Linked DNA regions of Homo sapiens: regions 1 and 3 are each linked to region 2. A link is a contact called in ENCODE Hi-C or POLR2A ChIA-PET data. All regions are on one chromosome and are shown on one strand. Each heading gives the region's core, a stretch centred on a gene start or an enhancer-like site at or near the end of the contact. The rest is flanking DNA. Distances are from core to core; before and after follow the strand shown. Region 1 overlaps LOC105371291 (a long non-coding RNA gene). Region 2 has its middle 3.2 kb from the start of TRL-CAG2-2. Region 3 holds the start of KIFC3 (kinesin family member C3).

Region 1 (4,283 bases), core at 132-2,631, 290 kb after region 2:
CTGCTTCAGCTTCCCGAATAGCTGGGACTACAGGTGCTCACCACCATGCTCAGCTAATTTTTGTATTTTTAGTAGAGATGGGATTTTACCATGGAGGCCATGTGATCCTCCCGCCTGAGCCTCTGGAGTAGCTGGGACTACAAGCACACCACCACACCCAGCTTTTTTTTTTTTTTTTTTTTGTAGAGATGGGGGTCTCACTATGTTGCCCAGGCTGAGATTACAGGCATGAGCCACCACACTTGGTCAATACCATTTTTTTTTTTTTTTGGAGACAGTGTCTTGCCCTGTCACACCCAGGCTGGAGCACAGGGGTGCAATCTTGGCTCACTGCAACCTCTGTATTCCAGGCTCAGGCAATTCTCCTGCCTCAGCCTCCCAAGTAGCTGGGGTTATAGGCGTGTGCCACCATACCTGGCTAATTTTTTGTATTTTTAGTAGAGACTGATTTTTACCATGTTAGCCGGGCTGGTCTCAAACTCCTGGCCTCAAGTTGATCTGCCCACTTCGGCCTCCCAAAGTGCTGGGATTACAGGCGTGAGCCACCGTGCCCAGCCCATACCTTTTTAATAATGGTTTAATGCCAAGAAAAAGTAAGTAATACATATCTAAACATTTATACTGCACTGAACTATACAGACAGAGCTGTAAAGGGCACATACAAAATTCAGGATGCCTCTGGGGAGGGGAGGTAGGGAAGGGTAGGGGAGACTCAGGAATTTGGATTTTGTTTGCAGGCAAAGGAGGGGGCACTGTTTCTAAGAAGAGTGATGATACCACCGTATTTTTGAAAAATGATGAAACAGCGTGGGGGAAACTGCTATGTCTTCCATATTCAGGCTTTTTCTTCTCCAAGCCCATTTCCTCCCTAGCAATGATAAGAGGAAACACTCCCGGTGAGTCAGATGCTCTCTAAATATTTTTGCTCATTGAATGTTGACACCAGCCCTGTGTTTAGTATCATACTGGGAACACGCATGAGGAGCTGAAGCACAGACAGGTTAAGTGGCTCGCCCAGGGTCATACAGCTACTCAGTGCTGGAGCCGAGATCACACCAGGCTCTGCTTCCCCACCAGAACCATGAGAGGTTGGGAGTGACCCTACTGGACAGGGATATCTGAGGTGGGAGGGGCTGTGTGTGTGTTCATGCTGAGGCCGGCATGCTTAGAACATCAACCTCAATTTTCCTCCCCACAGGGTCTGGCGGGGAGGCAGGGAGCAAGGTCGTTAAGGGTGGGCAGGGTGAGGGGGAGATTCCCTGACAGCCTGGGTTCTGCCCCTCACTTGCTACAGCCCCATGCAAGCCTCTTGGCCTCTCTGAGGCTCTGTATTCTCACCTGTCAAATGGGGGTTGTCCTGGGTGTTACTTCAAAGGCTGATGAGAAAGGAGTGAGTGGGCTGGCTCGCAGCCTGGCGTGACAAGCAATGCATAAATGTATGCCGTATGAGTCACCTGTCCACAGTGGCCCCAGCAGCTCTCTCTAGCAGGGCTTGGCCAAGACTAGGCCCTCAGAGTGTAAGAAAACTCCTGGTTTGGTGCCTAGCACACTATAGATGTGGCAAACTGTGTCCAAGAACGTTTTGATGGGAGCCTGCCTGGATGACAGAAGATCAGAGTGTGCTGGAATGTCCCACCCTTTCCAGCTTCCCGCAGCCAAGCCAGGCTCTGGGGTGATCATTCCCATAGCAACCACCAGGGGTCAGGGCTGGCCACTTCTGCCTTCTTCCCTCATCCTAGCGCCTGTGGGTGGCGATGACATCCCTGCCATCTATGAGGTGGAGCATTTCCAACAAGAGCAGGTCTGAGGCCCTGGCTTGACTTTCCCAGTCCTGTTAAAGAAGAACATTGGTAAGTGTGTCCATCCATCTGTTGGGCTGTCTGTTGTTCTAACATTCACCCATCCATTTATACTTTTGTCCATTCATCCATTTATCTGTTCATTCTTTTGTCTGCCCATCCATCCATTATCGCTTTATCTTCTATTTCCTCATCTATCCACTCATCTGTTCCTTCATCCAGCCATTCATCTGACTATCCATCTGTCCATTGTCCTCCACCCGTCATCCATCCGTCCAGCCTCCATCCATTCATCCGTCCATCTATCCATTCTAATGTCTGCGTGTCCATCTGTCCATCTATCCATCCATCCCTCCATCCATCCATCCTTCCTTCCTCCTTCATCCACTCATCTGTCCATTCTAATGTCTGTGGGCTCTTCTCTTCATCCATCCATTCATCCATCCATCCATCCATCCATCCATCCATCCATCCAATGTTCAAACACCTGTCCATCTACTCTCTGTCTATCCAACATGCAGTGAGACCTTCTGTTGAGCCAGGACTTGCTCAGCTCCAGGGTACCCTATGAAGGAAGGAGACCCAGTTCCCGTTTCTGCCACTTCACTCCCCCACCTTTGGCTCACCATTTGCTGGGGAGTGGAGAAGTATCAGGCAGTGATAACATAATGAGATGTGTGTGGTCAAGCTCGGAGGTGCAAAAATGTCATATTAATTTTTATGTCACATTAGACTCCAAGGCCTCTCATCCCCTGCATGGGTAGGAAATTCAACTCGTCCTTTATGGAGAAGGCCATTGGGTTAAACAAAAATCTGGGTGGCTTAGGTTGCTTGCTCCTGGAAGGAAAACGGGGGAAGGGCCTGGGGTTAGACTCCGTGGTCTCAACGTGGTTCTCTACACCCTCCAGGCTTGGTCCAGGGAAAGCTTTGCTAAGGCTGAGAAGCCTGCTTCTCAGAAGCACGCCAGACCTGCTTTCAGGCTGTGCCTGGCACAGTGGGAGCCTCTGGTCTCAGACAGGCCCTGCATTTGTTCCCTTACCCAGGAACCCAGGCTGCAAGAACACAGACCTCTCTGGAGTGCCTGGAGCCTGTGGGCTTGGCTGCTTCCGCTAGCAGATGTTAGAGTGGGGAGAGAGGTGTCACCCAGCCTGGCCCGGGTGGTGCAGGGCAGGAGGGTTTCCTGTGGGAGGTGACTTCTACACCAAGACCACAGTGTTGAACAGGGTTAGGCAGGAGAAAAGGGAGGGGAAGTGGCACAGGCTTGGGGTTGGGTGTGGTGGGGGTAGAGAGAGAATGCAGGAGAGTGGGCTTGGTGAGCAGAGTGGCGGTGGGAGGAGCTGGAGAGAAACCAGAAAAATAAGGAAGAGCCAATTATGGTGCTCGGGAAGTAGGGAGATACTGAAGCTCTTTGACCAGGGGAGTTCCTGATCCAAGTGGTGTTTCAAGAAGATCACTCTGGCAGGGGGTGGAGGCAGGTTGGAGTGGCATCCAGGGAGGAGTAGCTGTCCTAGATTGTGCTTGGGCATCAGCAGCAGGTGATGATGAGCCACCACACCTGGGTCATGCTGCCAGCAGGAATAAAGGGAGGGGCGAGGCTCTGGGAGGTGCTGGGAGGTAGAACCCACACTGCAGGTCAGGTGAGGGTGAGGGTGAGGTTGGAGCATCATCAAGGCTGATGTCTTGGACTCTTGGGTAGTTGGGGTGGCCTGTCTGTAACTAAGATGGGGAACCCAACGGAGGGAAGAGAATTGGTGATGTGTGTGGCTCGGTTTGATTGATAGATTGGTGGATTTTCAGAGACAGGATCTACTCTGTTGCCTAGGCTGGAATGCAGTGGCACAATCAAAGCTCACTGCAGCCTCAAACTCCTTGGCTCAAGTGATCTTCCCATCTCAACCTCCTGAGTAGCTGCAACTACCGGTGTGCACCACAATGCCCAGCTATTTTTAAATTTTTCTGTAGAGATGGGGGTCTTGCTTCATTGCCTAGGGTGGTCTTGAACTCCTGGCTTCAAGTGACCCTCCTGCTGCAGCCTCCAAAAGCATAAGGATTATATGTGTGAACCACCATGCCTGGCCTAGTTATTTATTTTTAAGCATTAAAAAATGGTAAACATTTAAGCATTAAAAAATGGAGAATACACAGGATATGCCCATAGTTTAACAAAAATGATAAAGCAAATCCCTGTGTAACTACAACCCTGGTAAAGAAAGAGAACATTGCCACCACCCCAGAAACCCCCACCGCCAATCCTCCATCACAACCTCACTGTGCTGGAGAGGGAAACGTTATCCCGACACTTAGAGGAATCTCTCTCTCACTTTTATTTATGGTTTTACCACCTGTACAGTTTTAAACAATACAGTTTTAGCTCTTTAGTTTTAGTTTTAAAACAATACAGTTTTAGTTTTGCTTATTTTGGAAGATTACATGAATGAAACCCACCTTCTTTTACTCAATGTTATGTTTGTAAGATTCATCTGC
Region 2 (3,704 bases), core at 1,122-3,621:
GTCAACAAACATTTATTAAGCACTTGCTATGTGCCACTCTTCTAGATGCTGTGAACAAAACAGAATTTCCACTCTCAAGATACATTCAGGCATGGAGCGAAGGGAGAAGGATAAGAAACAGGTGGACAAATACATCCAGGTGTTGTTAAATGCTGGGTAGAGGATGCATCAAGAAACTCATGAAAGACTTTAAAACAGGCAAAAAAGATAGCTGGATCTGATTCTATAAGGGCTTGCACCTTTCATTACTTTTATGTCCAAATAATTCTTGTCCACAGAAATACAGGTGAATTTTGTTAGGGTAGAATGCAATTGATCATTGCCCTGTGGATATTGACCAATTTTGCAATCTGCTTATAAATTCATTTCAGCATTCCTGATTGCCAATATATGTGTGTCTTTGAATTCTCTTTTGAATTGGCTATAACATTGAACAGGTCCTCCCATTAATTAATGACTAAAATAAAATCTTTGACGTGTTCATTTTATATTTATATGAGAATTATGATTTTATCTTAAAAATTATCCTTTTGGCCAGGCGAGGTGACTCATGCCTGTAATCCCAGCACTTTGGGAGGCTGAGGTGGGCAGATCACAAGGTCAGAAGTTCAAGACCAGCCTCGACAACATGGTGAAACCCCGTCTCTACTAAAAATACAAAAATTAGCCAGGCGTCATGGCACTTGCCTGTAATCCCAGCTACTAAGGAGGCTGAGGAAGGAGAATTGCTTGAACCCGAGAGGCAGAGGTTGCAGTGAGCTGAGATCACACCATTGCACTCCAGCCTGGGTAACAGAGTGAGACTCCATCTCAAAAAAAAAAAAATACCCTTTTAACAGTGATCAAGAGTGATTGGGGCTCTCCTAGGCAGGGTGGTTAGGGAGGGCCTCTGTGAGGAGCTGACACTGAGTTCAAAAGGAGAAACACAAGCAAGATCAAAGCTGCAGGTGGCAGCATTTCAGATAAAAGACATAGCCAGTGCAAAGGCTCTGAGGCAGAGAGAAATATAGTCTGTTGGAGGGACAGCAAGGCCAGTGTGGCAGGGGTAAGGTGATGGGAAGGTTCAGGCCATATCACACAGGGCTGGAGTGCCAGGGAAAGGAGTTTGGATTTTCTTCTGTGATGGAGTAACTGCTGTGTTTTTGTTTGTTGTTGTTGTTGTTTTGACACAGGGTCCAGCCCTGTGGCCCAGGTTGGAGTCCAGTGGCACAATCTTGGCTTACTGCAGACAATCTCCTGGTCTCAAGCAATCCCTGCCTCAGCCTCCCAAGTATTTGGGACTACAGGTGTGCACCACCACACTTGGCTAATTTTTATACTTTTTGTAGAGACAGGATCTTGACACTTTGCCCAGGCTGTTCTCGAACTCCTGAGCTCAAGAGATCCTCCGGCCTTGGTCTCCCAAAATGCTGAGATGATAGGTGTGAGCCACTGTGCCCAGCCTGGAGTGTTTTAAGCAGGGGAGTGGCATGGTCCTGAGGGCCCTTCAAAAACTATCCCTTTGGCTGCTGTGTGGAGGATGGACGGCAGGCCAAGGGAAGAATTGGAAGTCCAGGGGGAAGGCCAGGGCAGGGAGGGTAAGAGATGATGATGGCTGGACCAGGGAAGTGGAGATTGCAAAAGGTGGTAGAATTCAAGATTCAGGATGTGTTTTGGGGTAAAACACACAAGCCCTGCTGGCTGGCTGGTGTGTGTGTGGGGTGTCAGGGTGGAGAGAGAGGATGTAGGGATGCAATAGGAGGTCACGAAGGCCATAGGGGAGCCAGGTTACTAGATGCTTGGTTTCCCTTGAAGGCAAGGGCTTTGAAGCAGGGGCTGCTAGCTTCCCACTTTCACCCCATTTTGCAGACCAGGGAGGTAAGGCTCAGGTGGGCTGAGTGACTTGCCCAAGGTCCTCTTTGGGGCAGAAGCCCTGCACTCTCCACCTCTGGGACCCTCCCTTCATTTCTTGCATCACCAACCTTTCTGAGTGCACATCATTTTAGAGAGAAGGGAACAGAGGTAGCGCCAGAGCTGGAGCCCACACCAGCCCCGCCCTGCCTGCTGCCCTCCTGGCCGGCCTGGGAGAAAGTGCTCCCTTGATGGGGCTCAGCACCAGGTTCCCACACAGCTCTGTCTCTTGGGTTTGGGTGGATGATCAGGTGTCCCCCCTCGACACCTTTCATGTGACACCCTCCTGGCCTGGAGGAAGCCTTGTACCCCTAGGTCCCTGAGACCAAAATTGGGAAGGGAGAAGGCCACCATTTCTGTTTATGTCCTGTTTCCACCTTATCAGCAGCCTAGACGCCAACAATGAGCCCTGTGGGACAGGCCTCACCCATTCCCTGCTCCGGACATTTGTCCAGCTTGGGGAAAAAAAAGTCCCCTGGGTGGAGCTTGAAAAGCCCACAAGCAGCTGGGGAAGCCCCGACGTGGCTCTTCCTGTACTTTGCCCTACTTTGCACAGATGAAGTCAGATGGCCAAATGAGGACCTAGTGTTTGTCCAGCCAAGGTGCCTGAAAGGGGTAATTCCTAGCATTCCTGGGACTTCAGCACACATCACCAGCCCTCCCAGGGACAAGTGTGGCAAGAAGCTGAGTATTAGTGAATGTTTCCTTTCCATCCATTACCTCACTTAATGTTCAGCACAGCACCACAACACAGGTCATCATTACCCCCATTTTACAGGAAAGTGAGGCTCAGAGAGACCACATGAATTACCCAGAGTCACACAGCTGATAAATGGAACTTGATTTGTCTGGCTCAAAACTCCTTGAGGCCAGGTGTGGTGGCTCACACCTGTAATCCTAACACTTTGAGAGGCCGGGGTGGGAGGATCGCTTGAGCCCAGGAGGTCGAGGCTGCAGTGAGCCGTGATCATGCCACCTCACTCCAGCCCGGGCAACAGAGTGAGATGCTGTCTCAAAAACAAAACAAAACAAAACAAAACAAAACAAAACCCCTTCTTGAATGCTGTGTGCCTAGCATTGTGCCAAGCACTTTCTTTACATTGTCTCCTTAATAAAGGCCATGAGGCCGGGCGCGGTGGCTCACACCTGTAATCCTGGCACTTTGGGAGGCCGAGGCGGGCGGATCACCTGAGGTCAGGAGTTCGAGACCAACCTTACCAACATGGTGAAACCCCATCTCTACTAAAAATACAAAAAATTAGCCAGTCATGGTGGCAGGCGCCTGTGATCCCAGCTACTCGGAAGGCTGAGGCAGGAAAGTTGCTTGAACCCAGGAGGCAGAGGTTGCAGTGAGCCGAGATCGTGCCACTGCACTCCAGCCTGGGCGCGACAGAGCGAGACTCCATCTCAAAAAGAAAAAAAAAAAAAAAGCCACGAGGGCTTGCCAATTCACATGGCAGGATGGACTTTGAGATGCTGTTTTTAGTCCTGTTTGTTTTCATTATTAAAGGAGATTTAAAAGAAAGGGTAGGATTTTCCCAGTAAGGCAGTCCAAGTAGCATGGCCAAGCTTTTGTTATTTAGGCTCTGGTTTTCTTGGCTGAGGGTGGAGGGCAGAAGCCACAGGGTGCCAGGAGCAAATGCCTGTTAAAGTCCTTGTTTGGACATCTTGACCACTGAGGGGAGAAGCCAGGCCAGCCCCAGGGGAATGGGGGAATCTGGAGGTGAAGTGGATGAGGCAGGCAAAGATGTCTAACAGGATGGGGTAGGGAAAATTTGGTCCCTCAGGAGCTGGAGCCAAAGACCCCAAGGTCC
Region 3 (4,232 bases), core at 638-3,137, 500 kb after region 2:
AGCTCAGTCTGAGGGGCAGGGACAGGAGGAGATAGCGTTTCTGCGGTTATCAGGAAGGGAAGTGGAGGAGGCAGCCAGGAAGATATCGGGAAGAAAGAGGAAGGGCGTGTGCTAGATCCCGAAGAGGAAAAAGCAGCTGAATTTAGCAGCCTCAGGGGTGTGAAGGTCAAAAGTATCAAGGAATCTTAAGCCCAGGGTTCTGGGCCAAGAAAGCAGGACTCTCTCTCATTTACATGGGCATCTGAGATGAAACCTGGTGTCCGGGGACTTCTACCAACCTAGGATTCGTGGGGGAGGGCAGTGGGACTGGTTCAGAACCTGGCTCCCCTGTTTACTAGATGTCTGACCTTGGGAGAATTACTTTGCCTCTCCGTACTTCATTATCTCCATCTATAAAATGGGGAGAACACCACCTTATAGGGTTGCTCTAAAGATTAGACAAGGCCAAGTGTTCAGAACAATACTGGCATATACAAAGAGCTCCAAAATTTTATTTTTCAGTTACTTTGCTCCAGTGGTGGGTGAATGCAGAGGGCCTGGCTGGGGAAGAGGGTCTCTGCCTCTCTGGGTTTAGACCAGGACAGCAGAGCTGCAATACTCCCCCTGCCCTAGATCAGGGACATTGCAAAGACTGGGGGGACAGGCTGGACAGCTGCTCAGAGACTGCAGCAAGCAGGGCTTGGTCGCCCTGGGAGAGCAGGCAGAAGGTCAAGGAAGTTGTACAGGGAATGCCACCTCCCTGCACACCATCATCTATCCTGGGCTTTCCAGGGCAACCTAGATTTCAAACCCTCTGCTCCCTGGTGCCCCTGTGAACAGCAGAACTCACCACCCTGTGCCCCTAAAGTCCACTCACTGCAAATGCAGGGCCCCATTCTGAGACTGCATTCCTAGCAAATGACTCTCCCTGGTCAAGGAGACGGCTACTCTAACAAGGGCATGGGGAATACACGTCTGGGAAAGAATGGGTGCTCACCCTGTTCAGGCAGAGGAAAAGCCGGGGAAGGTGAAAGACCAGGGGTGGCCACAACCCGCAATCTTGAGACAGTGTTGGGGTATGGAGGTGGGGGCTGGGTGGCAGTAAATGGTACTCCAGAATTTAATTAAACACAGCTTCCTCTTTAATATCTCCCAGGACCAGGCCCTTCACTGCACCAGCCAGAGTTCTGCTCTAACTAGCAATGCTGGGCTTAAAGGGGTGGTCCTGGGATCGCCCTCCCTGCTGAGACCCTCACAACTGCTGCGGCTGTCAATGGCCCGATTCCTCACTGCCCGGAGGGCACCGGCCAAGGCCCTTCTTCCTAACCTCTGGGCGGGCGCACCCCGCCCCAGGCCCTGCCAGGGAAAAAGCGAACTCCCCAAGGGACGTGGTGGGAGGGACCCAAAGGCAGCCTTCCAGGGAGCCCTGGGGGTGGGGAAGACGCCAGGAAGGGGAGAGGGCGGCGCCGATTGACAAGCCCATCCCGGGTAGGGTCTGCGCTCTTCTCGTTCAATAAAATCCAAACGGGGTCCCGAGGCTGCTCGGATCCCGTGGGACACGCCGCCCCTGTGCCCAGCTCCCAGCAAGGTCCTCGACTCGGGCTGAACGGCGCTGGAGGGGACCTCGCAGGGCTGGGTCTCCCGGGCCTTTCCCTCCCCGCGCCCATAGCGGGTCCGGGCAGAGGGGTCCCGAGGGCAGGGCCGGCCCGGACGCGGCGCCCCAAACGGCGGGCCGGGCAGAGCCCAGCGCCCCGCTCGCACCCAGCCCGCCCGGGCCCCCCACTCACCGGCCTGGCGGAGGCAGGATCCAGGCGTCGCCGCAGCGCCCGGGGCTCGGCCCGGCCCGGCCCGCCGGCAGGAGGCAGCTCCACGCCGCCGCCTCCTCCTCGGCCAGCCCGCTCGCGCCCCTCCCGCACACTTTCCACAGGAAATGATTAACTCGGGCCGCGGCGCGTTCCCATGGCAACCGGCTCCGACCCCGGCGGGGGGCGGCGGCGCGCGCCCGCACTCACGCGCACTGGCGCGCACGCGTCAGCCCGGGCGCGCCCCCGCAGGTCTCCCGCCGGCACTCCCACTCCCACTCCCACTCCTTCGCGGGGCCTCCCACTCGGTCTCTCCCGCCTCCCCGCGTCCCGCACTCGCACTGGCACACGTGCTCATGCGTTCCCTGAAGGCTCTCACAAAACAGGCCTGCACACGGGCTGGCACACACGAGGCAGCCCACACAGCCCCACACCTGGTGAGCCATGCGTACTTTTGCACAGCCTCAAACCCGAGTGCAAAACTTCCACGCGAGTACTCACACATACACTTCTCACGCGGGCTCTCATACCAGTACGTGTCTTCCCATCCCAACACACACACAAGCTCTTACTCACGAGACAATACATGTACATCCCTTACCGTGTCCTTGCACGCGCTGGCGCACATGCACTCACACTGTTTACAGCGCACACGCTCTCACTCGCTCCACCACCTACTCGCTGGCCAGGCCGCCTTCTAGCCACAGCACTTCCTACCTCTGCACCCCCAGCCCCACCCCAGCAAATGAATATCTTCCCAGCAAGGAAGCTGCCTGGAGTCCCTTAAGGTAAAACACACCAATGGTGCAGCAGTTCCCGGCCTTGCTGCAGAAGGCCCTGCTACTGGGGCACCTAGAGCCTCAGAAGAGGCCTGGGGGAGGCCAGGGGCCTGCCAGCCGGGAGAGACAGCTGACCTGGAGGAGCCACTCTGTTCTTTGTCTCCCAAACAGAGGCAGCATTTTATTCCAGAGCCAGCAGCAATATTCTCCCTCACTCTCCACACCCCCGGGTGCGGAAGAGGAGAAAGCAAGTCACTCTGAAGCCAGCCCATGCAGGCTGACGGTTCTGCAGATAATCCCAGGAGGGCGGGTACTCTGTCCCTTCCTGCTTGTCAGGGGATGGCCCAAGAAGATCAAGGAGAGGACTGGAGGGGGTCGGGCAACTCCAGGTGGGTTCTATCTCCTGCTGCCGCCCAGGCGCTGGGCTGCCAGTCAAGAATCTCGACCAGCGACGGAGCCAAGGGCCTGGGCCTCAGATTGTTCTGGACGCCAGAGCAGGACAGTCACAGTCCCCCAGCTGGAAGCAGCCTAGTGCATGCTTTATTTGACAACTGAGATTCCTCAGTGAAGGCCTGATAGAGGGTGAATGTAACGCTCCTGGAATCATTCCCTAGAGAGTTAGATTTCCAGCTGAACACCACACTGGAGAACCCTTCCAATGGGAGAGAAAGCCTTATTTGGGGAGTTATGATCTCTGAATTCCTCTGCCTGCCCTCCAAACAGCAGTGATCCAGGGGACCGCAAGGGTGGATGAAGGCAAAATGTCTCTAGAATTCTGATTTAGTATCTATCTCCCTTGATTATAGTCCCTATGAGTTGATGGGGCGGGGGATGGGGAGGACAGAATGTCTTTAAAGTCCTGGTTCAAAACTGGAGACTTTTTCTTACTCAGGGATTGAGTACATTGACATTAACTGTAGGTCCTTCCCACCAAAGCCAAAGCCAGATTTTTAAATTAATAATAACATTTATTGTTCTTTTGCTTTGATTACAAAAGTAATAGATGTTCATTGTAACCATATCCCACACACTGGAGATAAATGCTGCCAACACTTTAGAAGTCTTTTTTTTTCCTGTGTACATAATAGATGCCATTATTGAAGCTAACACTGTGTCAGGCACAGCACTAAGCTCTTTATAAACAAAATCCCATTTAACCCTGAACACCCTATGAACACCAGTACTGTTTCAGGACACCCGTGTTTCAGGAAAGGAAACTGAGCCTCAGAAAGTTTGTTCACAAATGCAGTGTGTGATAGAGCTATGACTCCAATAGGTACTCACACAGTACTATCAGATGCATATGGGTATAACAACTTATTAAGATCAAAGCACCAGCGAAGGAAAAAGGAAATTGAAGTGTAAGGAGGTTGTATTTTTGGAATTCTAGCAAAACTCCGATTTGAAACGTAAAAACTACTTGTTTCATGGTTGTTGCATTTTTGAGACAAGATCTTGATCTGTTGCCCAGGCTGGAGTGCAGTGATGCAATCATAGCTCACTATAGCCCCGAACTCCTGGGATCAAGTGATCCTCCCACCTGAGCCTCCTGAGTAGCTGGGACTACAGGCACACACCAGTGTGCCTAGCTAATTTTTTTTTTTTTTAAGTAGAGATGGGGGTGTCTCACTATGTTGCCCAGGCTGGTCTCAAACTCCTGGGCTCAAGGGAT

The links. Hi-C counts contacts between places; a loop is a spot of excess contacts on that map. ChIA-PET counts read pairs that join two places held with the same protein, here RNA polymerase II (POLR2A). Pooled maps may share reads with other maps.
Region 1: a loop to region 2 is called in a pooled map, with 2.9 times the contacts of the local background. The contact joins two enhancer-like sites. A Hi-C loop is called at or near these places in 3 of 37 single-sample maps with no recorded cell type and 10 of 50 pooled maps. POLR2A ChIA-PET finds 5 or more read pairs at or near these places in 4 of 52 experiments (MCF 10A, OCI-LY7, T-cell and 1 more).
Region 3: a map of tibial artery shows a loop between it and region 2 (6-fold over the local background). The contact joins the promoter of KIFC3 here to the enhancer-like site in region 2. A Hi-C loop is called at or near these places in 2 of 168 maps with a recorded cell type or tissue (ascending aorta and tibial artery) and 10 of 50 pooled maps.

Annotation. Positions count from the first base shown.
Region 1 is chr16:57,589,875-57,594,157 of GRCh38, forward strand. All of the region lies in intron 1 of LOC105371291 (a long non-coding RNA gene), which reads right to left. Among named protein-coding and RNA genes, the nearest start is that of ADGRG1, 37 kb to the right of the region's middle. RefSeq lists an enhancer at 3,038-3,117. Within about 2 kb of position 1,382, at least 13 of the 41 ENCODE cell types and tissues checked have a DNase peak (open chromatin) inside an H3K27ac peak, as active enhancers do.
Region 2 is chr16:57,301,905-57,305,608 of GRCh38, forward strand. No RefSeq gene overlaps it. Among named protein-coding and RNA genes, the nearest start is that of TRL-CAG2-2, 3.2 kb to the left of the region's middle. RefSeq lists an enhancer at 2,254-2,303. Within about 2 kb of position 2,372, at least 20 of the 41 ENCODE cell types and tissues checked have a DNase peak (open chromatin) inside an H3K27ac peak, as active enhancers do; they include ascending aorta and tibial artery, where a contact is called at or near this core.
Region 3 is chr16:57,800,604-57,804,835 of GRCh38, forward strand. KIFC3 (kinesin family member C3) reads right to left here and starts at 1,888. Exons shown (of 20, transcript NM_001130100.2): 1 at 1,767-1,888. RefSeq lists enhancers at 831-1,507, 2,185-2,861.